2 separate regions of the Mus musculus genome follow, and region 2 is linked to region 1. A link is a loop called in an ENCODE intact Hi-C map of the cell type or tissue named here. Cell type or tissue: left cerebral cortex. All regions are shown on one strand. Links, peaks and the distances in the headings refer to the core of each region. The heading gives the core; the rest is flanking DNA.

Evidence for each region. Hi-C counts contacts between places; a loop is a spot of excess contacts. Peaks named below come from ENCODE experiments on the same cell type or tissue, not always from the same donor. Only the 100,000 strongest peaks of a DNase experiment are listed, where the experiment ranks them.
Region 2: it touches region 1 in a loop (4-fold over the local background); 2 of 42 quality-filtered maps call a loop at or near these places.

What each region holds. Positions count from the first base shown.
Region 1 is chr2:131,312,824-131,329,239 of GRCm38, forward strand. It overlaps Rnf24 (ring finger protein 24), which reads right to left. Exons shown (of 6, transcript NM_178607.4): 2 at 340-489. The coding sequence starts at 482. It also overlaps the pseudogene Snrpert. Among named protein-coding and RNA genes, the nearest start is that of Gm30590, 32 kb to the right of the region's middle. In left cerebral cortex, for the core only: no CTCF peak of the experiment used is centred there; a DNase peak (open chromatin) is centred at 8,601; H3K27ac peaks cover 1,417 bases.
Region 2 is chr2:131,367,891-131,384,306 of GRCm38, forward strand. No RefSeq gene overlaps it. Among named protein-coding and RNA genes, the nearest start is that of Rnf24, 23 kb to the left of the region's middle. In left cerebral cortex, for the core only: no CTCF peak of the experiment used is centred there; DNase peaks (open chromatin) are centred at 5,448, 5,887, 8,940, 9,389 and 1 more place; H3K27ac peaks cover 2,688 bases.

The sequences.
Region 1 (16,416 bases), core at 5,165-13,164:
TCTGTCTCAAAACAAAACAAAACAAAACATAACACAACCTAAAAGAAGAAAGTAGATGAAATCTTAGAGACAGTGGTGTAGGTGATGCAGAATGGGGTGGGAGTATTGTGGAAAAACTACTGAAGACCAATTTCTACTACAGAGGAAAACACCTCATCAGCAGATAGGACTGAAAATTACACAAAAGTGGGTTACTAAACACCAGCCCACAATTAAAGTGCTAGGCCTCCATGGCTTTAGAAAACTGGCCCATTCTTACACATAATCCATTTTGACTCTATGGTAGAAATGACTGTTTCAAATATTCTGAAATATTTGAAAAGAATAAAAATCGATTACCTAATCAAGTAGCAACAGAAGAGTAAACTAAGGATGAAGACAAACACAGCAGTGCCAAAAACCACGATATAGATGTTGAGAGGCAGATTCTGGAATCCAATATTAGGCATCCTGAAGTTATAATGTGGGAAATCTGAGCTCATGGATGAACTGTGGGGAAAAAAAAGAATGGAAAAGAATTAGATGTGGACAGGCATCATGGTGCATGTCTGTAATCCCTGCCCTTGGGTGAATGAGGCAGGAGAATTGCTATGAGTTTGAGGTTAGCCAAAGCTACATAGCAAGACTGTAAAAAATAAACAAACCAGAACCAACCCTCTCCCCCACCTTAGAACTAAGACAACATTATATATTTATACTTGAGAGGCAAAAGTTCTCTAATGCCTGACCTGAACTAAAACAAAGTATTATTATTCTTATCTTCTTTCTTTCATTCACCTATATCAAATATTTACCAATTTTATTACACTCAACACAGAGCATTTCTATTTACATTCATAAGGTGCTACATGAAATGTCAGTAATTAATCAACACCAAAAGCCTTTAAGTGCAAGAAGAAAAACATGTATTAGAACTTCTCAGATTATCTAACTTAACACCCATTAATGTAGCAGTAGTCACCTCTTAACTTACCAGTACTTATAATGGTAAGCATTAAATAGCTCATATGGACTGGCAGGATAGCAAGCCTGACAAGCCAGCCCCATGCTCAGAACCCATATGAAGCGGAGAGAAGAGACATGGCATATACAGTAACAATAGCCTCAGAAAGAGGATTAAGTAACTACATAGCATCTAATGTTACAGTCTAGTTATTTCTCGAAAAGCTTAATAATAAATAGAGTTGGGCCTGGTAATGCACAGCTTTAATTCCTGTGTTCAGAGGCAGAGGTAGGTAGATTTCTGGGAGTTCAAGGCCAGCTTGTCTACATAAGAAGTTCTAGGCTATCCAGGGATATAGAGTGAGAATCTACAAAAACAAAACAATACAAAACAAAGTGGAAAATGCATTTGGATTATCATGTGATCCAACATTTCCAGTCCAGCAATATCACAAAGATCTGAGAACAACAGTTCAAACAAAGCCTGTGTATACTACTCTTAGCAGTACAATTCATTGTTGCTCCAGGGTGGAAAGGCCTAGATGCCTAATGAGATGAACAGGTAAACAACTGTGTTTGTCACCTACAATGGAGTAAGTCCTAGTCAGTCATAAAAAGTGGACTGAGTTCCCTGGGAGCCTACTTGCCAGGTAAGCACTCAGTCCCCCAGTCTTACCCAGCTCTGCAGCAGACCACCTGCTGCACCCCTCCCTCTGCCCCCATTCCCAGGACACCAAGCAGATCCTAGTAGAACACCTTGCTTCTTCCCTTTTGTGGATCCCTTCAAATCACCCAACGCCAATCTTATTCTCAAAACCTAGAAATACATTTAACTGAAACTCCCAATGGCAGGATCCCAAAAGAATCCCCTACCAGGCAACATACAGCTACCACACACTCCTAAGATCCAGAAAGGGCAACAGAAAACAAGGAACAAAACACTACCCAAAGACAAGACCGATGTCAGAATTACGATCATCACAAACCCAGAAGCCTGGATATGGGCATAAAAAGAGTAACAAGGACAGTATGTCTCCACTAGAGCCCAACACCCTTACTACAGTAGGTCCTAAGGCTTGCCAATACAGCTGGAGCTCAGGACAAGGACCTTAAAGTAGTCTTTATAAATACAAATAGAGGATCTTAAGGAGGAGATGAATAACCCCCCTAAAGAACTCCATGAAGCTGGGCAGTGGTGGCGTAGTGCACGCCTTTAATCCCAGCACTTGGGAGGCAGAGGCAGGTGGATTTCTCGATGCCAGCCTGGTCTACAGAGTGAGTTCCAGGATAGCCAGGGCTATACCGAGAAACCCTGTCTTGAAACCCCTCCCCTCCAGAAAAAAAGAACTCCATGAAAACACAAACAGAAATGGAAGGAAATGAGTAAAACAATCCAAAACCCATAAGTGGAAATAGCATTGATAAAGAAAACCCAAACATCTGAGGAAAACCTGGAAATGAAAATGTAGGAACTTGAATGGGTACCTCAGAGGCAAGCCTTGTCAGCAGTATACAAGAGATGGAAGAGAGAATCTCAGGCACTGAAGATATGATAGTTGAAATGAGACTTTGGTCAAAGAAAATGTTAAGTCTAAAAACAAAACAAAACAAAACAAAACAAAACAAAACAAAACAAAAATCTTGGCACAAAACAGCAAGAAAATCTGGGACACTATGAAATGAAAAGACCAAATCTAAGAAGAATAGGAATAGAAGAAGAGACAACCCAGGTCAAAGGCACAGAAAATAGACCAGAAAAGAAATTCCCCTGGGCACAACAATCAAAACACTAAGCATATAGAACAAAGAAAGAATATTTAAAAACTGCAAAGGAAAAAGACCAAGTAACATATAAAGGCAGACCTATTAGAATAACACCTAACATCTTAATAGGAACTTTTTTTTAAAAGAAGACTTATTTATTTATTTTATGCATGTGAATACATTGTCACTCTCTTCAGACATTGGATTTCATTACAGATGGTTGTGAGCCACCATATAGTTGCTGGGAATTGAACTCAGGACCTCTGGAAAAGCAGTTGGTGCTCTTAACCATGCTCTGAGCCATCTCTCCAGCCCCCCTTAATGGAGACTTTAAAAGCCAGATGTAGAATAAAAAGATGTTCTACAGACTGAGACCATGGATACTGTCCCAGACTACTATCTATACCCAGCAAAAATGTCAATCACAATAGATGGTGGCCTGGGTAGGTAGAGCACACCCAAGATGACCCCAGACACCCAGAGGCTCCAGGTGCCACTAAGATGAAGAGAGAGAGAGAGAGAGAGAGAGAGAGAGAGAGAGAGAGAGAGAGAGAGAGAGAGAGAGAGGTAGAATGGTGTGTACACAGTGAAGAGGGGCTGAATCAGAGACTCGAGGGTAGTGAGTAGCCAATAGTGGCACCTGAGGCCATGCTGAGGTCCTGGCCCATGCTGTTTCGGGGGTTCTGTTACACCAAAGGCCATGTGGACATCTCTGAGGGCTGTGCAGAGCTAGCCCACCCCTCATCTCAGCATTGTGGGAGAGGTAGCACCACCCAGCATCAGTTGCAGCACTAAGAATGAGCTCACATCTCACCTGGGCAGCACAGTAGGGCTGGCCCTGGTGTGGGTGTGAAAGCAGATGAGTTGTTTCTGCCCCTTGCCTGGGCAGTGCTGGAGAGCTGGTCCTGGTGGAATAGGTGCAGGTGAGCCAGCTCCACCCCCTGGTGGGGGGATGAGTATGGGAGAGCTGGAGGGGAGGTCTGACCAACTCAGATACCACGCAGACTCAGGGCTTGGAGCTGGCCCACCCCAACATATACCCCATCTATGAACTGCTGGAGCATTTGAAGGCGCTGGTCCTGAAGAACCAAAGCTGCAGGATCTCTATGACACAGGGCAACAACAGTCCTGGAGGAGTCCCGGTGAGGATCCAGTATTGATAGTGCAGCAGAAGCCAGAGGTCCCAAACCAGACCAATGACTCAATGCAATGAACATCTGCATGAAAAGCTGTTTTGGCAATAGGGTATACTATGTGACACATTGGACCTTTTACATCAAGATTTTGTTTGTTTTCTGTTGGGAGGAGGTTGCAAGGGTGGAGAGGGAGGATGTGGAAGGATGGGGAGATGAGTGGGATTGGGGTACATAATGGGAAATTCACAAAGAATCAACAAAAAGTTAAAGTAGATGGGAAAATAAGATATTCTATGATAAAACCAGATTTAAGCAGTATCTATCTACAAATCTAGCCTTACAGAAGATATTAGAAAGAACACTTCAACCTAAAGAGGTTAGCCATACCCAAGAAAACACAAGGAATAAATAACCCCACACCAGCGAAGCAAAGGTAGAGGTATACCATGACAAAAAATAACAGAAATGAATAAACGCCGTTCATTAATACCTGCCAACATCAATGGCCTCAATTCCCCAATTTAAAAACAAAAACAAAAACAACAGGCTGATAGATTGGATTAGAAAACAGGATCCATCTTTCTGATGCATCCCAGAAACACACCTTAACATCAAGGATAGACATCGCCTCAGAGTAAAACGATGCAAAAAGATATTCCAAGCAAATGGACCTAAGAAGCAAGTTGGTGTAGCCATTAAATAGACTTCAAAGTAATCAGAAGAAATTGGGAAAGACACTACATACTCAAAGGAAAAACCCTCCATGAGACCATTGCAATTCTTTTATGCACCAAACACAAGGGCACCCAAATTCATAAAATATTACTACAGCTTAAATCATATATTGATCCTCAAACAGTGAGTGATAGTGGGTGACTTCAATACTCTACTCTCATCACTTAACAGGTCATCCAGACAAAAACTAAACAGAGAAATGCTGGAGCCAAATGATGTCATAAGCCAAATGAACCTAGCAAAAACGTAAAGAACATTCCATCCAGACAGAATATACTTCCTTCCAAAAAGTATATGAACATTCCATCCAAAAAGAATACACTTCCTTCTTGGCAACTCATGGAGCTTTCTCTAAAATTGACCACATAGTTGGATACAAAGCAAGTCTCAACCCTGAAATAATACCCTGCATCCTACATGACCTCCATGGATTCAAGCTGGTATCAACAACAGAAACAAGAGAAAGCTTACAGACCCATGGAAGCTGAACAACACAGAACACACTACTGCATGAAAAATGGATCAAGACAGAAATTTGAAGGAAATTAAAGACTTTGTACAAATGAATGAAAAATACAGATCCAAACTTATGGGGCACAATGAAAGTGGTTCTACCAGGCGAGTTCAAAGCACTAGGTGCCTACATTACAAGAACTAAATTCAAAACAAAAACAAAATAAAAACAAAAAGCAAAAAACTGGGGAGATCTCAGACTAGTAAGAAAACACCTGAAATCTCTAAAACTAAAAGAAGAAATCATACCATACCCAAAAGGAGAAGATGGCAAGAAACAATCAAACTCAGGACTGAAATCAATAAAATAGAAACAATAACAAAACTAATACAAAGAATTAATGAAACTAAGAGTGGTTCTTTGAGAGGAACATCACTAAGACTGACAAAACCTTAGCTAAATTAACAATAAGGCATAGAGAGTATATGCAAATTAACAAAATCAGAGATGAGAAGGGGGACCTAACAGACACTAAGGACATTCAAGAATCACTAAGGACACACTTTAAAATCCTGTACTCCATCATATTGGAAAATCTAAAAAAAAAAAAAAGAGGATAATTTATTGATGTATAAATACAGACCTATAACCCCTATTTATTACTTCTATTTAGAGGCAGTAATTAAGTCTACCAAAGCAAAACAAACCCAAAAACAAGATTAAGAGGATAATTCTCTCCCGAAAAACCAAAAATGAATGAATGAATGAATAAAGGATAATTCTCCTGAAGTCAATGTCTGGAGACAAACATGTTATCCCAGCACTTGAAGACAGAACAACAAAAAAACGGGGCTGGAGAGATGGCTCAGCAGTTAAGAGCACTGACTGCTCTTCCGAAGGTTCTGAGTTCAAATCCCAGCAACCACATGGTGGCTTACAACCATTCTTAATGACATCTGACTCCCTCTCCTGGTGTGTCTGAAGACAGCTACAGTGTACTTACATATAAAATAAATAATAAATAAAATCTTTAAAAAAAAGAACAACAAACAAACACAAACAAACACCTAAGGCCAGATGGTTTTAGCACAGAATTCTACCAGATTTTCAAAGAAGAATTAATGCCAATACTTCTCAAACTATTCCACCAAATAGAAACAGAAGAAACTTTGTCCAATTTGTTTTGGGGCCAGTTACTCTGATACCCAAACTACAGAAATACCCAACAAATAAAACTATGGACCAATTTTCCTTTTGAACATAGATGCAAAAAAATTCAGTAAAATACTTAAAATACAAGTACATAGCAAAACAATCATCAACCATGATCAGGTTGGCTTTATTTCAGAGATGCAGAGATGGCACAACATATGTAATGGATAAATATGACCCTCCAGATAAATAGACTGAAAGAGAAAACCACATGATTATTTTATTAGATACTGAAAAGGCCTTTGACAAAATCCAACATCCTTCCATAATAAAAGTCCTGGAGAGACAAGAATATACATCAACATGATAAAGGCAATTTATAGCAAGCTCATATCCAACATCAAATTAAATAGAGAGAAACTCAAAGCAGTTCCACAAAAATCAGGAACAAGACAAAGCTGTGCATTCATTCTCTCCATACCTATTCAACATAGTACTTTAAGTCTTGGCCACAGCAGCAAGACAGCTGAAGGAAACCAAGCGCACACAAATTGGAAAGGAATTTGTCTGTGAGTTCATACAGTTCAGTGAAGCCTCCCCACAAGGGCAGCCGAATCCATAATAAGGAGCCAGAGACTAGAACAAATCGACAATTAGCCTGAGGCCAAGCAGAGCAATTAAGTGAGAAGCTGAGAGAAACCAGATTGAATCCGTCAGCTTGGAGAGGAGTTTGGGCCAGAACTGAGTTGAAACAGCTAGCGAGCCAGAGTTCAGGAAGAACTAGAAAGGACGAGCTTAGTCAGTAGTAAGCCCCTGAAAGGACAATTACATCAGGAGAATAAAGTTATTATTTACACAGCATGATATTGGTACAAAAATGCATATGTTGATCAATGGGATGGAACTGAAGACCTAGATGTAAATCCTTACACCCATGGACACTTGCTTTTTGATAAAGCCAAAGATGGGGAAAAGGAAGCAACTTCAACAAATGGTGCTGGTCAAACTGGATGGCTGTTTGTAGAAGAATCCAAATAGATTGATCCATACTTATCACCAGGTACAAAATTCAACTCCAAATGGATCAAAGACCTCAACATAAAACCAGACACATTGAAGCTGATAGAAGAGAATTGGCACAGGAAGACTTTCTGAATAGAACGCTAACAACACAGGCATGAGATCAACAATAAATGAAACTGAAAAGCTTCTGCTCAGCAAAGACTCTATCATTTGGACAAGTTGGCAGTTTGCAAAACGGGCAAAGATTTGTACTAATTATACATCCCACAGAGGGCTAATACCAAAATATATAAAAAACTCAAGGGGAAAAAACCAAACATAGACATCAAGAAAACAAGGAAACTAATTTAAAAATGGGATACAGATCAAAATAGAACATTCTCAAAAGAGGAAACTTGAATGCCTGAGACACGCTTAAATGTTCATCCTTAGTCACCAGGGAAACACAAATGAAAACTACTTTGAGATATCATCTTACCCTGTCAGAACGGCTAAGATCAATAATCAAATGACAGCTCATGTTGGTTAGATATGAAATAAAAGAAATACTCATCTTTTGCTAGTGGACCTGAAAACTTGACCAGGCTCAGTGGGATTCAATGTGGTGGTTCGTCAGGAAGAGGGGAATCAATCTGCCCTCAGATCCACATCTGGGGCATAGACCTAAAGGATGCTCCATCCTGCCAAAGACACTTGCTCAGTGTTCATTGCAATAGCCAGAAACTGACACCCTAGATGCTCATCAACAGATCTCCCGCAACCTTTCCTTTATACTACCAATTATAAAAGCACAAAAAAAATACAGCAATTTGAACTGGATAATTAAACTTTAGAAGAATAGATCACATAAGTCAGAAATAAAGGGAAAACCAAAAATAGATTAAGAGAAAAAAAAAAAAAAAACCAAATGCTTGAGGTTTGAGTCAACTAACCAAACAAAACATTAAAAAATTGCTATTCTGAGACCTTTAAAAACTAATGAGAATTTGAATACTAATTTATAATTTAGGTTATTATACTTTATAGGCATATAAACAGCCAAAGTGGCTCAAGAAAACCTGACTTTTAAAAAAATTGTTATGTCACTGAGGTCCTTAAGCATGCTAGGCAAGCACTCAACGACTAAGCTGTGTTCCTCATGGCTGCTTGGGACTGCATGGCCACTCTGCAGGCTGCTGTAGTGTTCCTCATGGCTGCTTGGGACTGCAATGGCCACTCTGCAGGCTGCTGTAGTGTTCCTCATGGCTGCTTGGGACTGCATGGCCACTCTGCAGGCTGCTGTAGTGTTCCTCATGGCTGCTTGGGACTGCATGGCCACTCTGCAGGCTGCTGTACTGTTGCATAACTGGGTTGGAGGCGTTGGCATTTTTACAGTCTTCAGAGTGCCTGTGCCTCTGAACGGATGCCAGTAAGTTCCCACTAGTCACAATTTTCACCACTTCCTGTTTCACTGGGTTTCTGTTGCTATTCTTCTCTAAGGAGATAATATTTCTGTCTGTATCCAAATGAAAGACAGGGAAGAAAAAACGAGAAAGAAAGAACACCAGTGGAGGGCATTGTGACTTTGTTTTCTGTGCAATCAGCATGTCTACTGTAGGTCCTGGTCCGCCAGCCCCTTCTGCCACTAAATCTGTCATCTGTCTTTATTTTTTTTCTATCTTTGGCTTTCCCATATCCGATTTTAAAAATGTTTACTTATATTCTCTTTTCGTATTTGCATGGTTTTATTCCTGAAATTTAAATGTTTAATCCACCTTGAATGTGATATTAGACAGCACTATGATGTCTATGAAGCCTAGTGCTTCGTATTAATTTAAACACATTAGTAATTCATTCAGGGTGAAGCAGTAGTTTTTTTAATATTTCAAAATTATTCTTACATAATCTTTTCTAGGTATGTTTATTTATTTATTTATTAACAAAAACTTCCTACAGCATTTATTGTCACCTAATAATAATGTGCAAGTAAAACAAGTTGAGTAAATGCAGGTTGCAGCAGACATCTTTAAACACGCTCAAGGGGCCTTCTCAACATCCTACAGGCGTCACCATTCACTGCTAGTTGGGAACACTTTGGAGCAGAGTAATATTATCTCCTTTTAGCATGATTCGACCCAGTTGTTTTCTTGACTTTGTTTTAGAATGAATCTCTTCTGCATTATCTAATACGAGGTTCATGTACTCATCAAAGCCAATAATACAACCTTCTATCCGCATATTCACTTGTTCATACAGCCACACCTGAATTCGAGATCTATTTTGCAAGTATCTGAAGATAAGGTTGATGGGCTGCACCATCACCTTCTGCACCTTTTGGCCCTGGCCGCGGTACGCCATTGGTATGTTTATTTTTAAAGATTTATTTTTTAATCTGTGTAGGTGCATCTGTCTGCATGTGTGAGTGTGCTCATCAGTGCGAGTGAGTTGTGCCTGAGGAGGCCAGGGGCACTGGGCAGCCTTAAGGCAGAGCTAGAGACCCACCTCAGGTAGGTAGTGGGAACCGAACCTGAGTCCTCTGGGAGAGGCTCTTAATCTGAGCCATTTGTCAAGCCCTCAGGTTTTAAAATGTTCTTTTGGGCTGTAAAGAACATCAAATGTATAGTTTACATAAAAGAATGGGTCTTGCTAAAGTCTGAATGCTTGTCTCCTTCCAAATTTATGCTGAAGTTTAATTTTGGTTGTAATAGTATTAATCGGCAAGACCTCTGAGAGGCGCAGAGTCATGTGCTCTCCTCTCATAAACGGATATCATGAGGTTGGTTTCTTATAACAGGATAGATTTGGCCATTCTGACTATTGGCTTTTCTTTGTATTTCCACCATATTATATAAGGCAACAGAAGGCCCTTGTGAGAAGTCTCAAACAAAATGAGAAGTAAACGTCTGATAACTGTGTGAATGTGTATATATGTGTACACATGTAAGTGCCTGTGTCTGTGTGGGTGTTTCCTCAAATGTTCTCTCTCCTTTCTTATGAAACACACTCTCACTGGAGCCCACTGACTTAGCTAGATAGAGTTGTCAACAAGCTCCAGGAGTCTGTGTGTGTGTGTGTGTGTTTGTGTGTGTGTGTGTGTGTAGACCGAATACCAGTGTCCATGTGCGGAAGTCAGAGAACAATTTGTGGACTCATTTCTCTCCACACACAATCTGACTTATGAGGACAGAACCAGGCTTGCATGGCAAACACTTCACCTGCCAAGCCATCTTATTAGCTCTTAACCTTATTTTTGAGACAAAGTCTCTCGTTGAACCTGAGCTCACCAATTTAGTTAGATGGTGTGTTGGTTACTTTTCTATTGCTGTGACAAGACACTGTAAGCAAGGCAATTTATAAAATAAACAGTCCCAGAGGGTTAGAGTCCATGCCCATCATGGTGGGGAACATGGCAGCAGGCAGGCAGGCAGGCATGGTACTGGAGCAGTAGCTGAGAGCTTACATCTGATCCACAAGCATGAGGCAGAGAAAACTGGGAATGTTGTGAGCTTCTGAATTCCAGGACAGCCAAGGCTACAAAGAGAGACCCTGTCTTGAAAGAAAGAAAGAAAGAAAGAAAGAAAGAAAGAAAGAAAGAAAGAAAGAAAGAAAGAGGCAAACAAGCAAGAAAAAAAGAAAGAAACCCTAGTGACACAGGTCCTTCGATAAGGCCACACATCCTAATACTTCTCTAACAGCTCCACCCCCTGGGGCCATCCTCATTCAGACCACCACCCATGGTTAACCAAGAAAGCCCCTGCTTTCTTCCACTATACACAGCCTTTTATGTAGGTTCTAAGACTCCTAACTCAGGTCCACATGCTTATGTAGCAAGAATTCTTATCAAATGAAGCCAGTATCAGCCTCTTAACAGCAATGTTTTAAACTTCCCAGTCCGTGGGATTCTGTGATACAGCAAACCTGGACTAAGATAAATCTTTATGTACAACACACATTCTTTTCATTCATCCTAGACTTATTCTGTTCCTTTAGAGAGATTTGGGCTTTAGGGATTTTTGTTTTGTTTTAGCTTTCTGTTTTTAAGAGCAAGTCTCACCATGTAGCCTTGGCTGTCCTGGAACTCGCTATGTGAACCAAGCTAGCCTTATGTTCTATTTTTATTTTTTGCAACAGGGTCCTGCCCAGGCTGTCCTTGAACTTCAGATCCTGCTGTTTCAGGTACCTGAGTGCTGGAACTACAGTTGATCACGCTATGCACAGCTGGAGAGGCTTAGAATACAAGGAATACAAAGTCTGAGGATACTCAGAGACTGAAGGAACTGATAGTGCAAACACATCTGTGAGAAAACAAAGAACACAGATGTGCTGGCTGGTTTTGTCAACTTGACACACATTTAGACATATCTGGTAAGAGAGAACCTTAATTGAGAAAATGCCTCTATAATATCAGCCTGCAGACAAGTCTGTTGGGCATTTTCTTGAGTAATGACTGACATGGGAGGGCCCAGGCCACTGTGGGCAGTGATAGCCCTGGAGAGGTGATTCTGGGTTGTATAAGAAAGCAGGCTGAGAGGCCAGGCGTGGTGGCAAATGCCTTTAATCCCAGAACTTGGGAGGCAGAGGCAGGTGGATTTCTGAGTTTGAGGCCAGCCTGGTCTACAGAGTGAGTTCCAGGGGACTATACAGAGAAACCCTGTCTCGAAAAACAAAAACAAACAAAAAAAAAAAAAAAAAAAAAGAAAAAGAAAGAAAGGAGGCTGAGGGCTGGAGAGATGGCTCAGTGGTTAAGAGCACTAACTGCTCTTCCAGAGGTCCTGAGTTCAATCCCAGCAACCACATGGTGGCTCACAGCCATCTGTAATGGAATCTGACACCCTCTTCTGGTGTGTACCTGAAGACAGCTACAGCGTACCCATATACATTAAATAAATAAATAAATCTGAGAGAGAGAGAGAGAGAGAGCGAGCGCAGGTTGAGTGAGCCATGAAGAGCTAGCTGGTAAGCAGCACTCCCCCACCCCAGGCCTTGGCATCAGTATCCTGCCTCCAGGTTCCTCCCTTGAGTTCCTGCCCTGATGGATTGTAAGCTGTAAGAAATAATAATTTCCTACTCACATTGTTTTTGGTCATGGTATTTATCACAGCAATAGAAACCCTAACTAAGACAACAGGGAAATGTATATATTATTTTGTATGTTGAAATTAGTATGCTGTGTCTTTCAAAATATAGCATTTTAAGGTAAAAAAAAAAAAATCCAGCAATGAGCAGCGATGACAGATGGCCCTAGGGTGTCAATCTCCAGTATTTAAAATCAACCATCTTCACGTTAGAGACAAGTAAAAGACTTGAAGGAGACAGCGTTGGGAACTGCTGGGTATGGAGTAGAGGTTCCACATGTATGACTAAACATGTTTTTCTGCAACATTACCAGTGAATGCTAAAAACCCAAGTTCTCCAAAAAGCACCTCTATCATAGAGAAGAAATATTTTCCTTTATTCTAACCTCAAATTCCCTCAGATTATATGCTATTCTGTTTCTCCCATGAGAGCTGCCTAAGGAAATAAGTGTGAAAATCTGAGGCCCAGTCTGAATGTGGCACCTTCAGAGGTGATGTGTACTGGAGGTGCTCAGCCAGAGCCTGCTGGTGTCCCTGGTGGCACTGAAGTCACACTTCTTTCCAGATGCGCCAGTCTCTGCCACTAAGATTTCAAAGATCTCCCTTTGCACTCCAGGCTTTTACAATCTTCTGTGTTACTTCCTTGCTGCAAAAAGATATCCATTCTATCAGGGAATAAGATCTCAGTTAAAAAATCTTTTATGCCTCAAGTGCAAACAGCTAAGCAATGTTTTATAAACATTTCTCTAGTGAACCTTATCTACATTGTTTGAGTTCGTCTGAGGGCATTCTTATCACTTATTCTTTCTACTGAAGAAACTGGCTGGCCAGCTTGGTCATGCAGGCCTGCAACCGCAGCACTTTTGAGTCTGGGGCAGGACACCGTGAGACCCAACTTGGCCCGGGGAATGCAATGAGACTGGGTCTCAAAAACAAAAAGGAAGAAAAGAACCAGGGACTATGGTTTACTGGTAGAATGCTGGCAAGGCCACAGGTTCAATCTTCAGTATTTAAAATCAAGCACTACCCAACAAATGATGGATATCTGGGTGTTCTGTCTTCAAGTGCCAAACCTGGAAAAGAAAGGGAAAAAAGCCTTGCCACAGACTCAAACGGCTGGCAGAGACTTCTCTGCAGCAACTTGTGTAACTTCCCCCTCTGCACTCCTAACCATCCACACTGTTTAGAGAACTGGAGGACAGAACCCTAGAGCTACTGCAACGCCACATGCTAGTTATCTGTCCCATCTCTATCTCAGTGTGGATCTGCCCATTTGACTTTATACATCACCTTATTATTTTGACTCTTATTTTTATTAAGGAACGTTACAGGGGGCTGGAGAGATGGCTTGTGGGTGAGAGTGCTTGCTGCCAAGCCTGACGGCCTGAGCTTGATCCTCAGATACACAAGGTAGAAAAGAGAAAACAGACTCTTGTAAGTTGTCCTCTGACTTCCACATACACACAAATAAATAAGTAGATGTAAAATAGCAGTGGCAATGTAAAGCAGAGTGCTTTAAGGCTTTATTACTTTATTTGTACTTTGTTTTTAAAGACACTTAAATTCTAAACAGAGCTGGCTATGATGGCCTAAGACGTTGTCCTAGTACTCTGTAGTCAGAGACAGGTGGGTCTGAGTTCAGGCAGCCTGGGCTATACAGTAAGAGCCTGCTTAAATAAATAAAAATAAAAATCTGGGGTTGGAAAGAGGGTTCAACTGTTAAAAGCACTGACTGCTCTTTCAGAGGACCTGAGTTCAATTCCCAGTACCCACATGGCACTCACAACTGTAACTTCAGTTCCAGGATACCTGACACCCTCGCGGAGACATACATGTAAGGAAAATATCAATGTAATAAAAATAAATCAATAAAAAAGACCTAAGCGGCTGCTTTAATAGTCTTGAGCCTCCCTGCTCTGTACACGGTGGCGTGGATCCCTCTGCAGTCGTGCTGTCTCTGCTGTCACTGACCCCTCTGGGTGTGTGAGCAGTTCTCTCCCTGGCGGGTCCTGCACAAGTAGCCAAGCCTGAGCTGCTGTCTTCCATTTGTGTGTCATAACTGGAAGCCTGGATGTTTGCTGTTCTAATGGTCCTTTACTCTGCCATATTCCACAGGTTAATTATTTTGTTATTATCGTTTTGTTTTTCAAGACAGGGTTCCTCTGTGTAGCTCTGGCCGTCCTGGCACTTGCTCTGTCTACCAGGCAAGCTTTGAACTCAGAGATTTAAAAATCTCATCAGACCTTTATGAAACTTCACTGTGGTAATGATGAGGGATTCAAACTTGTAATCTCCTATTTTCTGGTCTGTTTCAGGTACACGGTGCATATACTATAATATTACAAATCTATCAGTTGTTAATTACTGGATTCTATTTAATGCATGGTTTTACAATTAGCTTGGTCAAAGTTCTATTTTGTTTGCTTAGTTTATTCTTTGAGACAGGATGCCCCTACATAAGCCCTGGCCTTAAACTCTCAATCTCCCTACCTCAGCTTCCCAAGTGCTGAGGTGTGCACTCTTACACACGGCTCTAAGTGCAGAATTTGTAAAACGATTATCTATCCATCCATGCATCCATCCATCAATTTTGAGACAGATTCTCCTTATGTTCAGACCTGGCTAGTCTGAACTCAGATATGTAGATGAGACTAATCTCAAAGTCAGAGCGATCTGTTTTCCTCTGCCTACTGAGTACTTATATTAAACACATGTGCTACCACATCTAAGTACAGAATTCTTTAAATTGTTAATTGCTAACAACAACAACACTATCATACTACAATGCTCAGGCAGCACAGAACACAAGTTGTAGAGAAAGGAAAGACTCTCATGTTGAACTTCACAGTCAGTTTACACAAGGGCACTGAAAATAAGCAGGCAGAAGAGAGTGGCCATCCTCCTTCTCAATCTAGTAAACTCTAGGTCTATTATCTGATTAATCTTAGAAAAGCTATCTTGTCCCCAAAAACACAGTACATCTTTCTCAACAAAGGAAATCAAATAACAACTATGTCAATAATAACTACTCTTATTACCTGTGTATGTCAATCTTTTAACAACTCTCAAATTCAATGGGACCAGTACATATCTCTCTAGAGCTGCATCTTAGTCTACATTGAAGGTTCATTAGCTCCTGGCTCTTATACAGGTGCAGGGCACAAAATAAACACAGTTTTAAAATAATCGGTAAGACTGTTACATTATAGTACAAAAGGTACTTTTAGTTAATTTCATATAAATCTACATAGTTAGTAGAATATAAAGACATATCTAGAGAAAATCTTTAGTACGAGTTTGTTTGGCTTGATGAGGTGTGGGTAACAACAGTTGCTGTGAGTTAGCAAGTGCTTATTATGCCATACCCTGAGACCAGCATCTCACAGCTCTCTTCCCCACCCACCAGCTCTCATTCCTCCTGCCCTCTGAACACTGGACAGTGGTGGGGTGACATGTATGTATATGAGCCATACACAGCTGAGGACTCAGTTATTTATACTGAGCACTTGGGGCAGTCTCTGCACTAACCACTACCCACTCCAAAACAAAACCAAAACCAAAACAACCCCCCCCCAAAAAAAAACCTTCTCTGACCAAAGGTGAAAGCACCACAAATCTATGGGTGAAAACATAAATATTTAGAAGGAAGTCTAACAGCATGACTACTTAACAAAACTACAGGGTTTCCCAGGGCCTATTTCCTCACCATTTGTCTTAGGGTTTCTATTTCCATTTTTAGGATAAAATAACATGGCCAAAATCAACTTGAAAAGAAAAGGATTTCTTTCACCTTATACTTGTAGGTAACAGTCTATCACTGAGGGAAGTCAGGGCAGCAACTCAAGCAGGGCAGGAACTTGGAGGCAGGAACTCAAGCAGAGACCATGCTTACTGACTTGCTCCTCATGGAGTGTCCAGACTACTTCCTTATATCATCCAGGACCACCTGACCAGGGGTGGACCCACCCTCTTTGGGATTAGGCCCATCCACATCCAATCATTAATCAAGAAAATGATCCACAGGCCTGCCCAGTGGTTAATCTGGTGGGGGCATTTTCTAAACTGAGATAGTTTCCTCTTTCTACATGACTCTAGCCTGTGTCAAGTTAACATAAAACTAGCTAGCACACCAGGTATGGACTTTTGATCAGGTTTA
Region 2 (16,416 bases), core at 5,395-13,394, 55 kb after region 1:
AAGAAAAAGGAGGAGGAGGAGAAAGAAGGAGAAGGAGGAGAAGGAGGAGGAGGAGAAGGAGGAGAAGGAGGAGAAAGGAGAAGGAGAAGAAGAAGAAGAAGAAGAAGAAGAAGAAGAAGAAGAAGAAGAAGAAGAAGAAGAAGAAGGAGGAGGAAGAAGAAGAAAGAAGAAGAAGAGGAAGAAGAAGAAGAAGAAGAAGAAGAAGAAGAAGAAGAAGAAGAAGAAGAAGAAGAAGAAGAAGAAGAAAGAAGAAGAAGAAAGAAGAAGAAGAGGAAGAAGAGGAAGAAGAAGGAAGAAGAAGAAGAAGAAAGAAGAAGAAAGAAGAAGAAAGAAGAAGAAGAAGAAGAAGAAGAAGAAGAAGAAGAAGAAGAAGAAGAAGAAGAAGAAGAAGAAGAAGAAGAAGAAGAAGAAAAGAAGAAGAAAAGTATATGCTCAGGTTGACCCCATTTCTGAGCCTAGTCATATTAAGGGGTGGCTAATGCATGTTGACCCACATACCATTTTTGAGCATGGTCCTATAGGGAAAGGTTATGGCTCTGTTGGCCCCTATGTTCTTTGTGAACTCAGTTTTATGGGGACACAGTGTGTGGACCTTTTGCCCTCTGTGCCATTTCCAAGTCTGAACATATGGGGTGGGGAGGTGCATGCATGTTGGAACACTTTCCATATGGGGACATTTTGGGCATTTGATCCCCCATGCCATTTCAAAATCTGGTCATGTGTGTGTAGTGGTGGGGGATGTTTGCCTCCATGCTACTTTCAAGCAGAGACATAGGGAGGCGCACAAGGAAGTCCCGTTGGTTCCCATGCCATTTCCAAACCTGGTATGGAGGGAGGGATAAATGGGCATAATGGCCCCTTTGGCATTTCTGAGCTCAGTCATTTAAATGTTTGCCTTCACTAGGTTCCCAGGAGTGGTCCTATGTGGGAGTGAAAGGGCATGTTTCCCGGCTTGGCACATCCAAGCCCGGTCACGTGGGGGAGGGGTATGTGCATGTTGACCCCCTTGCCAATTACCTACCTTGCCATCAACTTCAGACTTGCTCACACTCCTTTCCCTTCCAAACTGCACATCTCCCCAGCCCCCATCTTTCTGCTTTCAACCTTCACTGTGAACTGTGAATAAGTGCATGGATCAATAACCATGCATTTGGCTTCTCACATAGCCTGAATGTTTGTTCTCCTAAGATTTCCTCTGCCAAATAACTTAGTTCAGGGGCTGGACAGATAGCTTAGTGGTTAAGAGCACTGGCAGCTCTCTCAAAGAGCCCAGATTCAATTCCCAGCACCAACGTGGCAGCTCACAACCGTTAATAACTCCAGTTCCAGGACTTCTGAGGACACCAGACACACATGTTCTGCACAGACATACATGCAGATAAAACACACATCCACATTTTAAAAAATAGCTTAGTCCATTACTTCTTAACTCATGCTCACTCCTGTTTTTGGGGACAGGGCAGAATGCAGCCAGATTCTTCGCCACAACTTAACACGAGTGCTCTCCAGTCCAGGTCCCAATAGGAGCGCCAGTTCCCTCTGTAACCTCCTGAGCCAAGGCTTCACTGTGTCTTTCTTTCTGCTCTTTGCTCTCCTGCTTCACAGTACACTACGGCTTTTCTAGTTAATAGGTCTAAATTCACTTCTAATTAAAATTTCAAATTAGAATACAATTACATTACTTCCTTCTTCCCTCACTCCCTGCCAAATTAATGGCCTCTTTTTGATTATTGTTAACACACACACACACACACAAATACATAAATTAATCAGTTTAGTATTGCTTGTGTGTATTTGACTTCAGGACTGACTCCTTTGTGATTACCAGTTAGGGGCCTCATCCCATAGAGAAGCTACATCTCCCTCTCTCAGCATTCATTAGTGGACTGTTGTCTTTATCTAGGGATGGGATTCCACGATACTTCCCCCTTCTACTTTAGCATGTCTATAGATACTATCATTGTTCGTGTCTTCTTTAGGCCACTGGATTGTTAAGGTATCTTGCAAGAAAATTCTGTCAGTTATAGAAAATACAGTCTCCCAGAAGACTGCCCGGTCCTCCAACTCTTAAAATCTTCTGCCCTCTCTTCCATGATGTTCCCAGAACCTTAGGTGCTAGAGTTGCCCTGTAGGACTATCCACTGGGGTTGGTCTCCACAGTGTCCATTGATCTCAGCATCATGACCTGTTGTCACTTTCTGTAACAGTCTCTGCAGCAAAGCAAAGCGTCTTTGATGGAGAATAAAAGCTACTTTTATCTATGAGTATAAGGATAAGTTTTAGAATGCAGTTCAAATCTCTGAAGAAAGACATCGAAGAAAATAAAATGAAAAAAAAACAAAACAAACAAACCCTACCATGGTCAAGGATCAGTAGAATTAATACTGTAAAAAAGGACCATCCTACCAAAATCTAACTGGGAAGGACATGGGCTTTTGAAACCTTCGAGTCCACCCCCAGTGACACACCTCCTCCAACAAGGGCACAGCCCCGTCCCAAACTCTTTTACCAAGTGGGAACTAAGTGTTCAAATGTATGAGCCTTTAAGGATCATTCTCGTTCAAACTACCACAGGACCTCTTAAAACTAAAAGGCTTCGGAACAGCCAAGGAAACAATCAGTTGAATTAATAAGATACCCAAGAGAACCGTTGCCAGCCTTTATCTATTTGTACATCTGCATCTATATATCCATATCTATCTCCCTATGTATGTGTATATATATGTATATCTATTCATCACCTATACATGACAGAAGTTAATATCCAGAATATATAAAGAACTTAAAAAAAAACCCAAAAAAACAAGTGATCCAATTAAAGGGGAGGGACCATGAATCTAAATAAAGAATTCTCAATAGAAGAAATAAAAATGGCTAAGAAAGACATCAGAAAGTTTTCATTATCCTTAGCAATTAAGGAAATGCAAAGTAAAACAAATTTGAGATTTTTGTCACACTCTGGTCAGAAAGACTAAGATAAACAGAACAACTGTCAACAAATGCCGGAGGGGTGTGGGGAAAGGGAGCCTTCGTTCACTGCTAGGATTTCAAACTGGTCTAGTGACTCTATAAATCACTATGGAGAATGTTCAGAAAGTTAAAAAAAAACCAAATCTACCGTATGACCTAGTTATTCTCCTTGGCAAATGCCCAAGCAACTTGACATCCTCCTCCACAGATACTCACTCAGCCATGTTCATTGCTGCTCTGTTCACAATAGTTAGGAAATGGAAACAACCTGAATGTCCTTCAGCCTCTGAATGGATAATGAAAATGTGATACACACACACACACACACACACACACACACACACACACACACACACAATTGGATACTAGTCACCTCTAAAGAAAAATGAAATCACAAGACTTCCAGGTAAATGAGTTATATTAGCTGACATAATCCAGACCCAGAAAGACAAATGCCCCATGTGCTCTCTCTCTCTCTTTCTCTCTCCCTCTCTCTCTTCCTTTCTCTCTCCCTCTTTCATCTGTGGTTCCTAGAGATTTTGAGATGCAAACATACAATATGGAGTAACTGTAAAACAGGAAGGTAAGAAGGGACTCTAGGGTTTGGAGGAGAAGGTAAGAGCAGGATACAGGTAATATGATTTGTTAAACAGAAAAACATGGAGGAGTTTCTATCTGGGGAGCCAGAGGAGAACAATAAAGTAAGAGAGGGATAGAGGAGGGACACATAACACCAATGATGTTTGATAGTCTTAAGAAACTATATTATGATATATTAATTTCCTTAATATAATACTATACATATATTTTATGCACACACACACACACTTCATGAAGTCACTTGGGCTGACAATGTTCACTGCAAGAAAAGAGTCATCAACTGAAAACCCCAGTACCAAGCATGAGAAGGCTCTGTTCAAGTTGTTTGTCAGGATAGCCCAAGTGACTTCACAAACAATATAGGCTATTACTACTGCCATTGGTTCTCTCTTGTCTCTCAGAGGTTGAAAATAAGTTCCTTTTGCTGAAGACAGCACACACTTTGGACACAGGACTCTGAAAGCCTGTGGTCTAGCTTTTATAGTACCAGAAAATATCACATAAGCTGCCAAGGGAGGAAAACTGCCAAGCTGTGATGCAAGACATCCCTAAAGGTGCTGTAGTGGCGCTCATTTCTTGGAGGTAGCCAACAGCTGTCTAATAGGACTTAAGGCCCTCCCAATAGGAGGGAAGTCATACCTGGTACCAGAAATCTGAGCAACTGCTTGAGGCTAATGAGGTCCTGGAACTTAAACGAGAACCCGTTACTACCACGTTACTAGACCAGCATAATTCCTATTTCCAAATTCTTACAAAGTCCTTCTGCAAATCAGTCAAAAAGGCCTATAAACTATATGCCAAATAATCACAACAGTGTTTGGAATCAGTTTTCTTCATCACTTGCTTTTATTGTTTCTGTGAGAAAATACCCAATGAGAACTAACGTAATGGGTGAACAATTCATTTTGGCTCAGAGTCCATCACGTAGCAAAGGCATGGAGGTGGGAGTGGAAGGCAACTAACTTGTTACACTGTGTCCACAGTCAGGGAGCCGCAAAAAATCACTTTTTATTCAGCGGGAGACCCAGCTGTGGAATGGTGCTGTGCCCGGTCAGGGAGAATCTTCCTTTCTTCATTGATTTTTTTTCTTGGAAGCACCCTCCCAAACATGTGGGAGTGAGCCTCGTAATTCCAAAGCTAATCAAGGCAACAGTGAAGATGAATCACAGGAGGCGCCCTGTACAAGTGATTCAGAGGTCAGGGGCTCAGTAGAAGCTCACTGTTTCCACTGTCAGAAGTCCTAGAGAAAGAAGCCTAGGAGTCTTGACTGAAACTTGGACTCAGTCTGACCCACAGGGAATTCTGGAATGGAAATTATATCAAAGTTAATCTCATCTTGGAGCAAGAGGACTGATTTCTTATATACAGATGTTAATAGATCATTGGCCATTGACTGCCAAGAAAGAGGTCACAAAGTAGGGAAAATGGTTTCTGGTCAAGGATAACTCTCTAGAGAAAGGAGAATTGCTCATTGATTGCATCCACACACATAGCCGTTGGGCACGGGCAGGCACCAATAATATCTAGTATAGATGATTAGATTACCAGCTATCTGAGGAAATCTGGTAGCACAGAAGATAGAGAGCAAGTAACAAGACAAATTAAAATAAATAGAAAAGGAGCAACTTAGAAAACATCAAGACTTATTTCAAAGGCTTATTTCAACTGTAACCATAAAACAAGAGTAGGACACTATTTTAAGACAGGAAATAAAAAGCAGCTTTTACAATAAACATACATTCATGCTCATAGGACCAGAAACGAAGAAGTCAATAGAAAATGTGTAGGCAAAGTCAGAGATACTTCATAGGAAGCAAATGCGAAACACGTGTGGGAGGAATAGTCCAAAATAGTAGGTCTTCCAGAAGGGGATTGAAGGTCATAATGAGTGAGATAACTCAAGAAAATTTTCTCAAAGTGGAAAATATAAGTTACCAGGTGGCAAGGCATCAATGGGCAAAACAGGCTCAACTAAGACATAGAAACTGTGAAATTTCAGACCTTAGCAGAAAAAGATTCCACAAATTCTAATGGAGAAAATGAAGTCATATCACGATTCTCCAGAACCAGAAGAGCAGAGCGCTCCCCACCAGACAGCTGGCAAAGTGGGAACTCGTGGCATTGTTCAGTGCATTGAGTCCCATTCAGGGTCTTGGAGGACCTTGACTCAGTTGTATCTCAACCCTTGATATCCGCCATAGGAGAGGTTTTTCAGGACAAGTCAGAGTGAAGCCAAGTGGGCAGATCTACTGACTAAGCAAGAAGACAAAACGCTTTGGAAGGGAGCCTGTACAAACACTGAGAAACACAAGTACCTCAGAAGAAGCTACATTTGTGACTTTGGAACCTGGAAGCTTCTAAATTTGCAACTAATTTTAAATTTGTCAGGGAAAAGTCGGCTGCTTCGCTTACTTAGTCACAGATTTTGGCCTTCAAGAAGAACATTTTTTCAGGTTCATTGGGTGGCCTGCAGCCAGAGAGAGAAGGGCTGGAAAGCTAGGACACCAAGTAGACTTTCACACATGACCAGGTTCCCAAAGGTCGAACTTGGGGCCCCAATCGTTAGCATCTTTAGCCATCTCGTTTGTGATGTTTCTCATAGAAGGCAGTGCATTGCTCTCTGCAGGTGGTCTGGACAGTCATACATAGTCATACATAATAACAAAACAAAACAAAAGGACAACAAGGGTACCTCCTGGGGTAGTAATGGCTCTGTGGTGACAGTTGCTGTGGTGACAATTGATTGCTACTCTGTTATGAGAACTAGAGTCTAAATTCAGTCTAGATCCAAGGGATCTTACACCTTCTTTTGGCCTCTGCGCAGACACCTGGCATAGATTCTTTCTCTTTCTCTTTCTCTTTCTCTTTCTCTTTCTCTTTCTCTTTCTCTTTCTCTTTCTCTTTCTCTTTCTCTTTCTCTTTCTCTTTCTCTCTTTCTCTCTTTCTCTCTTTCTCTCTTTCTCTCTTTCTCTCTTTCTCTCTCTCTCTCTCTCTCTCTCTCTCTCTCTCTCTCTCACACACACACACACACACACACACACACACTTCAGAAAAATCTTTTAAAAACAGAATTATAGTGCAAAGGACTGAAAGTAATGTCAAAAAAGAAATTCTGGCTATTAGCCAGTGAAAGAGGAAAAAGAGAAGTTGGAACCGGGAGAATCAGGGGTGGGGGTGCTTTCCTTTCCCGTGGCCTTTGTATTTCCTAACTAGCTGATGTGCCTCAGAACTCTCTTTAGCAACACTGGAAGAATACTAGAGAATATCTACAGAGTTCTGAAGGGAAAATGTTTTCATCTGGAATTTTATACCCAGTAAAACTACCATCAAGTATTGCATAACATAAAGGTGATTTCAAATATGAACACCCTCATTTCCTTTTCTAGAAGTAACTGAGAGCTGTACTTGCCAAAGCAAAAGCAAACATAACAAAACAAAAACAAGATCAAAACAACAACAAAAAGCAGAGAAAGACCCAGGATATAGGAATTGGGGAATACAACATGGGGGAAAGTACAAGGAGTTTCCATGAGGCTAACGAAGGGTTGGCCCAGGAAGACTTCAGAGACTAGTTAAAGATTCGCATTACCAAGAGGACTACTATATTTGAACCATTGTCATAAACAGACTTTTAAAAATAGATTTATTTTTATTATTTTAAAACTATGTGCCTGGCAATGGTGGTGCATGCCTTTAATCCCAGCACTTGGGAGGCAGAGGCAGGCAGATTTCTGAGTTCAAGGCCAGCCTGGTCTACAGAGTGAGTTCCAGGACAGCCAGGGCTATACAGAGAAACCCTGTCTTGAGAAAACTAAAAAAATAAGATAAAATAAAATAAAATAAAATAAAATAAAATAATGTGGCTTTGTCTGTGTGTGGCTATGTCTGTGTGTGGCTATGTGGATGTGAGTGTGGGTGCCCATAGCTGTCAGAAGAGAGCATCAGATTCCCTGGAGCTGGAGTTTCGGCAGTTATGGATGATAGGCTGCCACATGAATGCTGGTAACTGAACCTGGATCCTCTGGAAAAGGAGCCAGAGCTCTTAACTAATGCCTCACCTTTCTAGCCTCATAATCAGGCATTCTTCGAGGCACAGGCTTTCAAGCACTACTTTGTCTAAGAGAAAGTGGTCCTAGGTACTGTAGGAAAGATGCTAGAATACTACTGAGGCTTGGCTTCCAGCTCTGACTCTATCTTGAAATAGATGCCGGGCTTGGCTAGGTCACTTGCTCTCAGGATCTTCTCTGTAAATGTTCAGATGGGCTTAGTGAATGCATGTGTCTTTAAGACTATCTGTTCCTCTTTAAAATGAACTCGTTATACTATTCAATTCTATGAGTTTTGATGTGATGTTTTTGTCTAACCAGCTCCTAAACTTTTGTTTATATCCATCATATATTGTTGCTTTTGTTGTCCTTGGAAAATTCTTTTTGCTATAGTTGGTGTTTACTGCAGATTCATAACTGGTCACTATACTGATAGTAAGTGGTATTGCTGTGATATAGTGGCCCAATGATCAACCCTAAATGGGAGAAAACCAATCATACATATATATTGCCCCTTCCAAGGCTCAATAAAATTACAGAAAATAGGGGAAGGGGCATGAAAGAAGCAGAGGAAGTGGTGGAAAGCAGGGAACTAAATCTTTCAGGCATGGCATGCACCTTACCATCTTGAAGTTAGAGCAGTTTTGGTAACCTGCATGAGACCTTTAGCAGACCTGCTATATTGGTATGTCTTAGTAAAAGTGACTGAGATTATAGCCTCTCCATGTATCCTGCTTTCTCAAAGCTATACATGGTCTCAGGGGGTGCTAAAGTATAGTGGGATTGAAGGTTAACTGCCCTGGAGGGAAGACTTCATCCAATCAGCCTTGAGAAGCTGTCATTCATGATGGGACTTTTCAGTGTGCAGCTGTTTGGGGACTATCCACACTTCTCAAAGTTATTCCTCACCCACAGTCCTGTAAGTGAGCCCAGTAAACTGGTTGGTTCACCAAGCTGGATGTGGGGGCAATCATTTCTTTGGTTTTCTACTGATGTCCTATCTGGGGGTGAATACTATTTATCCGCGTCTCCCCAGGAAGTCATGCAAAGTCATGGATGAATGTTTGCTCTGAGATGCTTTCTCTCAAACTATCTACACACTCCATTAGCTTTCTTTCTAGTGAAATTCCTTTGAACTAATGCTTTAACTTTGAGAAAGATTCACATGAAACTGTAAGAGATAAAACACTGTGGCATGAGTCAGTCCTTTGGTTCTTTTTATTGCTGAGTTGTATGCCATTGTCTGTGTGGATGCTACATTTTCCCCTTAAGTATTTATTTACCTGCTGAAGGACATCTGGCTTGTTTCCAGTCTGAACATTATAATCTGTGTACTATAAAAGAAACATCTATAAATAGGATTTTTATGTGTTTATAATTTCTCTTGGGTAAATGCCCAGGAGTTCAATTGTTGATTGACAGGAAAATTTGCATGTTCAGTTTCATAAGAAACTGCCAATTGTCTTCTAGAATAGCTGTACTGCTGCCCATAGGTGGTGTATGAGTGATCTAGGTTTTCCAACTCCTCATTTTATGTTCTTAGGAAGTGTCCTAATTAGTTTTCTGTAACAACACACTGTGATCAAGGCAACAAGGAGGAGAACACATTTACTGGGGGCCCGCAGTTTCAGAGGGTGAGTCCATGAACATCATGGCGAGGAACATAGCAGCAGGCAGGCAGGCAGGCAGGCAGGCAGGCAGGATGCTGGAGCAGTAGCTCAGAGCTTACGTCTGATCCTCGAGTGAGAGGCAGAGAGGAGAGAGAGCTGACTGTTGGCGTAGGCTCCTGCATACTCTTTCAGAGTGTGATTTCTGGGAACAGTTGCCCTCATCTTAGTGTTCTCATTTCCCTGTCATTCCCACAGTCTATTTTAAATGAACATAGAATTCTAGGTTGAAATTCTCTTATCACTTAAAAATATCATGCGACTTCCTTCCAGTGACTAGAGTGTACAACGGGGAATTCCTGTGATCCCAGAGGTTTCTCCTGTATGGGTGGTGTGTCATTTCTCTGGGTCTGTTTTAAAAAAAAATGTTTACATTTTTAGTGTTCCGGTCCTTGTCTGAGATATCTTGATATTCATTACTTTGGATTTAAAAATTTGAAAGTTGTTCAGCTTCTTGAATGTGAAGGTTTATGGGGTTTTATTATGTGTGCCAAATTTGAGAAGTTTGGTCATTACTTTTTTTCTCTTAAATTAAAATATAATTGTATAATTTCCCCCTTTCCTTCTTTGTTATAATCTTATGAATATTGCACGTCTGTCCTCCCCTCCCTCCCTCCCCCTCTATTCCTCTCTCCTTCTCACTCCTAAATACACAAACACATTTGTCATTATGATTCTTTTGCCTCTCTATTTGTGTGTGTGTGTGTGTGTGTGTGTGTACTTGCTATAGTGTGAAGTTTTCCCCAGTCTTGTTTGCTAGCCTGTGGACACTTTTAAGAGGTGGGCCTAGTAGTACACACCTTTGATCCTAGGTAGAGCCAGGCAAATCACTGTGAGTTCGAGGCCAGTCTGGTCTACATAACAAGTTCCAGGCTAGCCAAAACTAAATAGTGAGACCCTGTGTTAAAGAGAGAGAGAGAGACAGACAGACAGACACATGTGGGTGAAATGTATGTTGCCTTAAAGGGGATATTAGGACTTTCTGTCTCTCTTTTCTGGATGCCATGAAGTAAGTGGCCTTCTTCCATCACATGCCATACCATGGTATACTGTGTCATTACACACCCTGTCTTAGTCAGGGTTTCTATTCCTGCACAAACATCATGACCAAGAAGCAAGTTGGGGAGGAAAGGGTTTATTCGGCTTACACTTCCATACTGCTGTTCATCACCAAGGAAGTCAGGACTGGAACTCAAGCAGGTCAGAAAGCAGGAGCTGATGCAGAGGCCATGGAGGGATGTTCTTTACTGGCTTGCCTCCCCTGGCTTGCTCAGCCTGCTCTCTTATAGAACCCAAGATTACCAGCCCAGAGATGGCCCCACTCACAAGGGGCCTTTCCCCCTTGATCACTTACAGAAAATGCCTTACAGTTGGATCTCATGGAGGCATTTCCTCAACTGAAGCTCCTTTTTCTGTGATAACTCCAACTGTGTCAAGTTGACACAAAACTAGCCAGTACACACCCCCTTCGAAAAAACAAGGCCAAGTAATCAGTGGCTGAAGCTAGTAAACCAAAACTAGCATTTTCCAATATATATTGATTATCTTTTATGCATCCCACTAACAGAAACCCCATTAACACATGGGGGTAAACCCCTGAAATGCAAGATAAACTCCTTCTCCAGATCCTTAACTTCATCGTGTTACCAAGCTTCGCAAAGATGCCATGAAAGGTATCTACAGGTTCCAGGGATTTGGACGAGGACGTCTTGAGGGGTCATTATTCTATTTCTCTCAGAGAAAAGGAGAATAATGGCATAGCAGAGGTAGTATACAAAACAGAGAAATCCATAGAAGAAGAAAAATACATAATTCACTGGTTATTCGGTGTGTAGGCAGGTGGATGAGGAGACCATATGTCTGGAAGGAAGGAGGCGCAAGAAGTGAGATGTCTTACTTTCTGTTGCTGCAAAGAGACACCATGTCAAAGGCAACTCAGAAAAGAAAGTCTATTGGGAGGTTGTTTTCAGTTCAGAGGGTGAGTCATGACCATGGCAGGAAGCAGGGCAGCAGGTAGGCAGGCCTGGTCCTAGAGAAGTGAATGAGAGCTTGTGTCTGATCCACAAGCACAAGGCAGAGACGAGAGAGAGCTAACTTGGGAAAGGCATGGGCTTTTGAAACCTCAAGTCCTAGCCCCGGTGACACACCTCCTCCAAAGCCACACCTCCTGATTCTTCTCAAACAGTTGCATCTACTAGGGGCTAAGTATTCAAAAGTTCGAGCCTATAGGAGCCATTCTCATTCGAACCATATGAAGATGGAGCCTGGGAAGAACATAGGTCCTGATGGAGTAGCCCTACCTCTGAAGAAGTGACCCTAAATGGACAGAAGAAGGCACAGGCATAGTCCATGAGGCTTTTGTTTTTAGATCAGGTTTTATGTATTCTAGGTTGGCCTTGAAGCATGACCTTGAATTTCTGATCCTCCCATCTTCAACACCCCATTTCTTGATATCAGGGATATGTTGTCACCCACAGATTATGTGGCTCTGGAAATTGAACCCAGGGCTTTGTGAATGCTAAACAAACACTCTGTCAACTGAGCTACATTCCCAGACCCCACAGAGAAGGGTCGCAAAGATGCCAAGAATGTGTTCCCAAAGTCAAGCAAGAAAGGAATTCAGTCCAGGCTAGAGAGTGGGCAGTGCTGGCCTGCGGTGTGATCAAAGAAGAAACAGAGGACCAGCCAGGGCTCTGAGTCAGGGGGGAAAGAGAGAGGAAGGATGTTTGTCCTAGGAAATATGAATCTGATTCGGCAGATTCACTTGGCATAGAGTATGATGTATGATAGGCTGGGGAGAAATTGGAAAACAGTCCTCTTAACGTCTTTTGTGTCTTTTAAATTTTAATATAATTAAATTATTATTGTTATCATCTTTATTATTTGTGTGTATGTGAGAGGGGGGTATGTATTTGGGCATTAATATGGCAGTCAGAGGACAACTTTTAAAGTTGATTTCCTCTTTCCCCCATGAGTTCTTTTTTTTTTTTTCCATTTTTTATTAGGTATTTCGCTCATTTACATTTGCAATGCTATACCAAAAGTCCCCCATAGCCACCCACCCCCTCTCCCCTACCCACCCACTCCCCTTTTATGGCCCTGGCGTTCCCCTGTACTGGGGCATATAAAGTTTGCGTGTCCAATGGGCCTCTCTTTCCAGTGATGGCCGACTAGGCCATCTTTTGATGCATATGCAGCTAGAGTCAAGAGCTCCGGGGTACTGGTTAGTTCATAATGTTGTTCCACCTATAGGGTTGCAGATCCCTTTAGCTTCTTTGGTACTTTCTCTAGCTCCTTCATTGGGGGCCATGTGATCCATCCAATAGCCGACTGTGAGCATCCACTTCTATGTTTGCTAGGCCCAGGCATACTCTGACAAGAGACAGCTATATCAGGGTCCTTTCAGCATAATCTTGCTAGTGTATGCAATGGTGTCAGCATTTGGAAGCTGATTATGGGATGGATCCCCGGATATGCTAGTGTCTACATGGTCCATCCTTTTATCTCAGCTCCAAACTTTGTCTCTGTAACTCCTTCCAAGGGTGTTTTGTTCCCACTTCTAAGGAGGGGCATAGTGTTCACACTTCAGTCTTCATTTTTCTTGAGTTTCATGTGTTTAGGAAATTGTATCTTATATCTTGGGTATCTTAGGTTTTGGGCTAATATCCACTTATCAGTGAGTACATATTGTGTGAGTTCCTTTGTGAATGTGTTACCTCACTCAGGATGATGCCCTCCAGGTCCATCCATTTGGCTAGGAATTTCATAAATTCATTCTTTTTAATAGCTGAGTAGTACTCCATTGTGTAGATGTACCACATTTTCTGTATCCATTCCTCTGTTGAGGGGCATCTGGGTTCCTTCCAGCTTCTGGCTATTATAAATAAGGCTGCTATGAACATAGTGGAGCATGTGTCCTTCTTACCAGTTGGGGCATCTTCTGGATATATGCCCAGGAGAGGTATTGCTGGATCCTCCGGTAGTACTATATCCAGTTTTCTGAGGAACCGCCAGACTGATTTCCATAGTGGTTGTACAAGCCTGCAATCCCACCAACAATGGAGGAGTGTTCCTCTTTCTCCACATCCACGCCAGCATCTGCTGTCACCTGAATTTTTGATCTTAGCCATTCTGACTGGTGTGAGGTGGAATCTCAGGGTTGTTTTGATTTGCATTTCCCTGATGATTAAGGATGTTGAGCATTTTTTCAGGTGCTTCTCTGCCATTCGGTATTCCTCAGGTGAGAATTCTTTGTTCAGTTCTGAGCCCCATTTTTTAATGGGGTTATTTGATTTTCTGAAGTCCACCTTCTTGAGTTCTTTATATATGTTGGATATTAGTCCCCTATCTGATTTAGGATAGGTAAAGATCCTTTCCCAATCTGTTGGTGGTCTTTTTGTCTTATTGACGGTGTCTTTTGCCTTGCAGAAACTTTGGAGTTTCATTAGGTCCCATTTGTCAATTCTCGATCTTACAGAGCAAGCCATTGCTGTTCTGTTCAGGAATTTTTCCCCTGTACCCATATCTTCAAGGCTTTTCCCCACTTTCTCCTCTATAAGTTTCAGTGTCTCTGGTTTTATGTGAAGTTCCTTGATCCACTTAGATTTGACCTTAGTACAAGGAGATAAGTATGGATCGATTCGCATTCTTCTACATGATAACAACCAGTTGTGCCAGCACCAATTGTTGAAAATGCTGTCTTTCTTCCACTGGATGGTTTTAGCTCCCTTGTTGAAGATCAAGTGACCATAGGTGTGTGGGTTCATTTCTGGGTCTTCAATTCTATTCCATTGGTCTACTTGTCTGTCTCTATACCAGTACCATGCAGTTTTTATCACAATTGCCCTGTAGTAAAGCTTTAGGTCAGGCATGGTGATTCCACCAGAGGTTCTTTTATCCTTGAGAAGAGTTTTTGCTATCCTAGGTTTTTTGTTATTCCAGATGAATTTGCAAATTGCTCCTTCTAATTCGTTGAAGAATTGAGTTGGAATTTTGATGTCCCCCATGAGTTCTGAGGACCAAAGTCACGTCTTCAGGCTTGACTGGCAAACTTTTTCCCCACTGAGCCATTTTCTTTTTTTTTTTTTTTTTTTTTTTGCTTTTTTTTTTTTTTTTTTTTTCCATTTTTTATTAGGTATTTAACTCATTTACATTTCCAATGCTATACCAAAAGTCCCCCATATCCACCCACCCCCACTCCCCTGCCCACCCACTCCCCCTTTTTGGCCCTGGTATTCCCCTGTACTGGGGCATATAAAGTTTGCAAGTCCAATGGGCCTCTCTTTCCAGTGATGGCCGACTAGGCCATCTTTTGATATATATGCAGCTAGAGTCAAGAGCTCCGGGGTACTGGTTAGCTCATAATGTTGTTCCACCTATAGGGTTGCAGATCCCTTTAGCTCCTTGGCTACTTTCTCTAGCTCCTCCATTGGGAGCCCTATGATCCATCCATTAGCTGACTGTGAGCATCCACTTCTGTGTTTGCTGGGCCCCCACTGAGCCATTTTCATTGGTTCCCTTTTGTGTCTTATTTAAAAACCATGCTGTATATAGAAATGACATTCACAAGTTAACTTACTCAATAAGTAATGAGTTGATATTATACATAGGACAGTGTTCTTTGCACAGAGATACATTTAACCACTTGTGTTTGAGTGTGCGACTACAATTGGGAATTAGACAAGAGAAAAATAGACAAAGCTATGATGGAGCAAGTGGGTGGGTGGATGCTGGAGGCAGAGAGAGTTTTCCCAGCAGGGGAGCATTCGAGCCTTCAATATTCTTCTCACTTAGAGACACTGGCCTGGCTCCCACCCTATAGAAAGCCTTCCCTGGAGAGAAGCTTTGAGGTGATTTTCCTTAGAGCCCATCCTTCTTTCTTTCCTTCCTCTTCTTCTTCCCTCCAAGTCTCTCTTTGCACATAAGTTTAGTAGGATCAAGGCTAAAGAAGGTGGGGGCTGTAGCTTCTTGACTTTGCCTTCATTTTTTTTTTCCTTTCTACCCTTTGGACCCAAGATAAAATAATAAAGATGAACAGAGACCTGTTGTAAGTCTGGATTCATGGATGGAGCAGGACTGACTCGCTGGGGGCTGAGGGCAATCCACATCTAGTAAGAGAAGGTTTGGGAGCAATAGCAACCAGTACACACAGCAACTGGACCAGGGTTGTACCAGCTAGAAGGCTTTGTATGAGGTGTTGACATCATTCACCCTCTCAAGGATGTCAACTAGCAGATAATCTCATACTCTGCTGGCAATTTTCCACACCTTGCTGGTTAATCACACACCCTGTCTTCAAATCTCATACCCAAACCAGGCATGGCGGCACATGCCTTTAATCCCAGCATACAGGATTGCGGAGGAAGGTAGATCTTTGAATCTTTGTGAGTTTGAGGCCAGCCTGGTCTACAAAGCAAGTTCCAGGACAACCAGGCCTCTGTTACACAGAGAAGCCCTGTCTTGAAAACAACTACAAAAAACCCTCATACCCAGATGCAAGTTGGTATAAAACTCAGTAAAGGAGCTAAGGGTATAACGTGATGTTAGAAAGCCTGTTTATCATGTCCGGGTTGGATTCCCAGTACCTAAAAGGAGAAGAGAGAAGCTTTAGAAAGCAGTGTCATAATACAGAGTGGAAGGTATGCATGCCCTAATATCCAGCAATTCTACTTCCAAATCAATTCCCTAGAAAAACTTGATATCCAAAAGGAAACACGCAGAGGAACGCTCGTTATAGCTGTTTGTGATGGTGAACACTGGACAAAACTGCAGTGTTCATCCTGTTGGACTATGGACACATCTACCAGGTAAAAGAAATCCAGGCTGATTTATCGGACGCATCTGTCTTGGTTTGGCATCTATTGCTGTGATAAACACCGTGACCACGAGCCACTTGGGAAGGAAAGGATTTCAGCTTACAGCTTGTACTTCATGAAGGGAAGTCAGAGCAGGACCCTGGAGGCAGGAACTGAAGCAGAGGCCATGGAAGAATGATACTTACAGGCTTGCTAGTCCTTACAGAGTGAGTTCTAGGGCAGCCAGGGCTACACAGAGAACCCTGTACACAAAAAACCAAACCAAACCAAACCAACCAACCAAAAAACCCAAAACCAAAACAACACAATAACAAAATA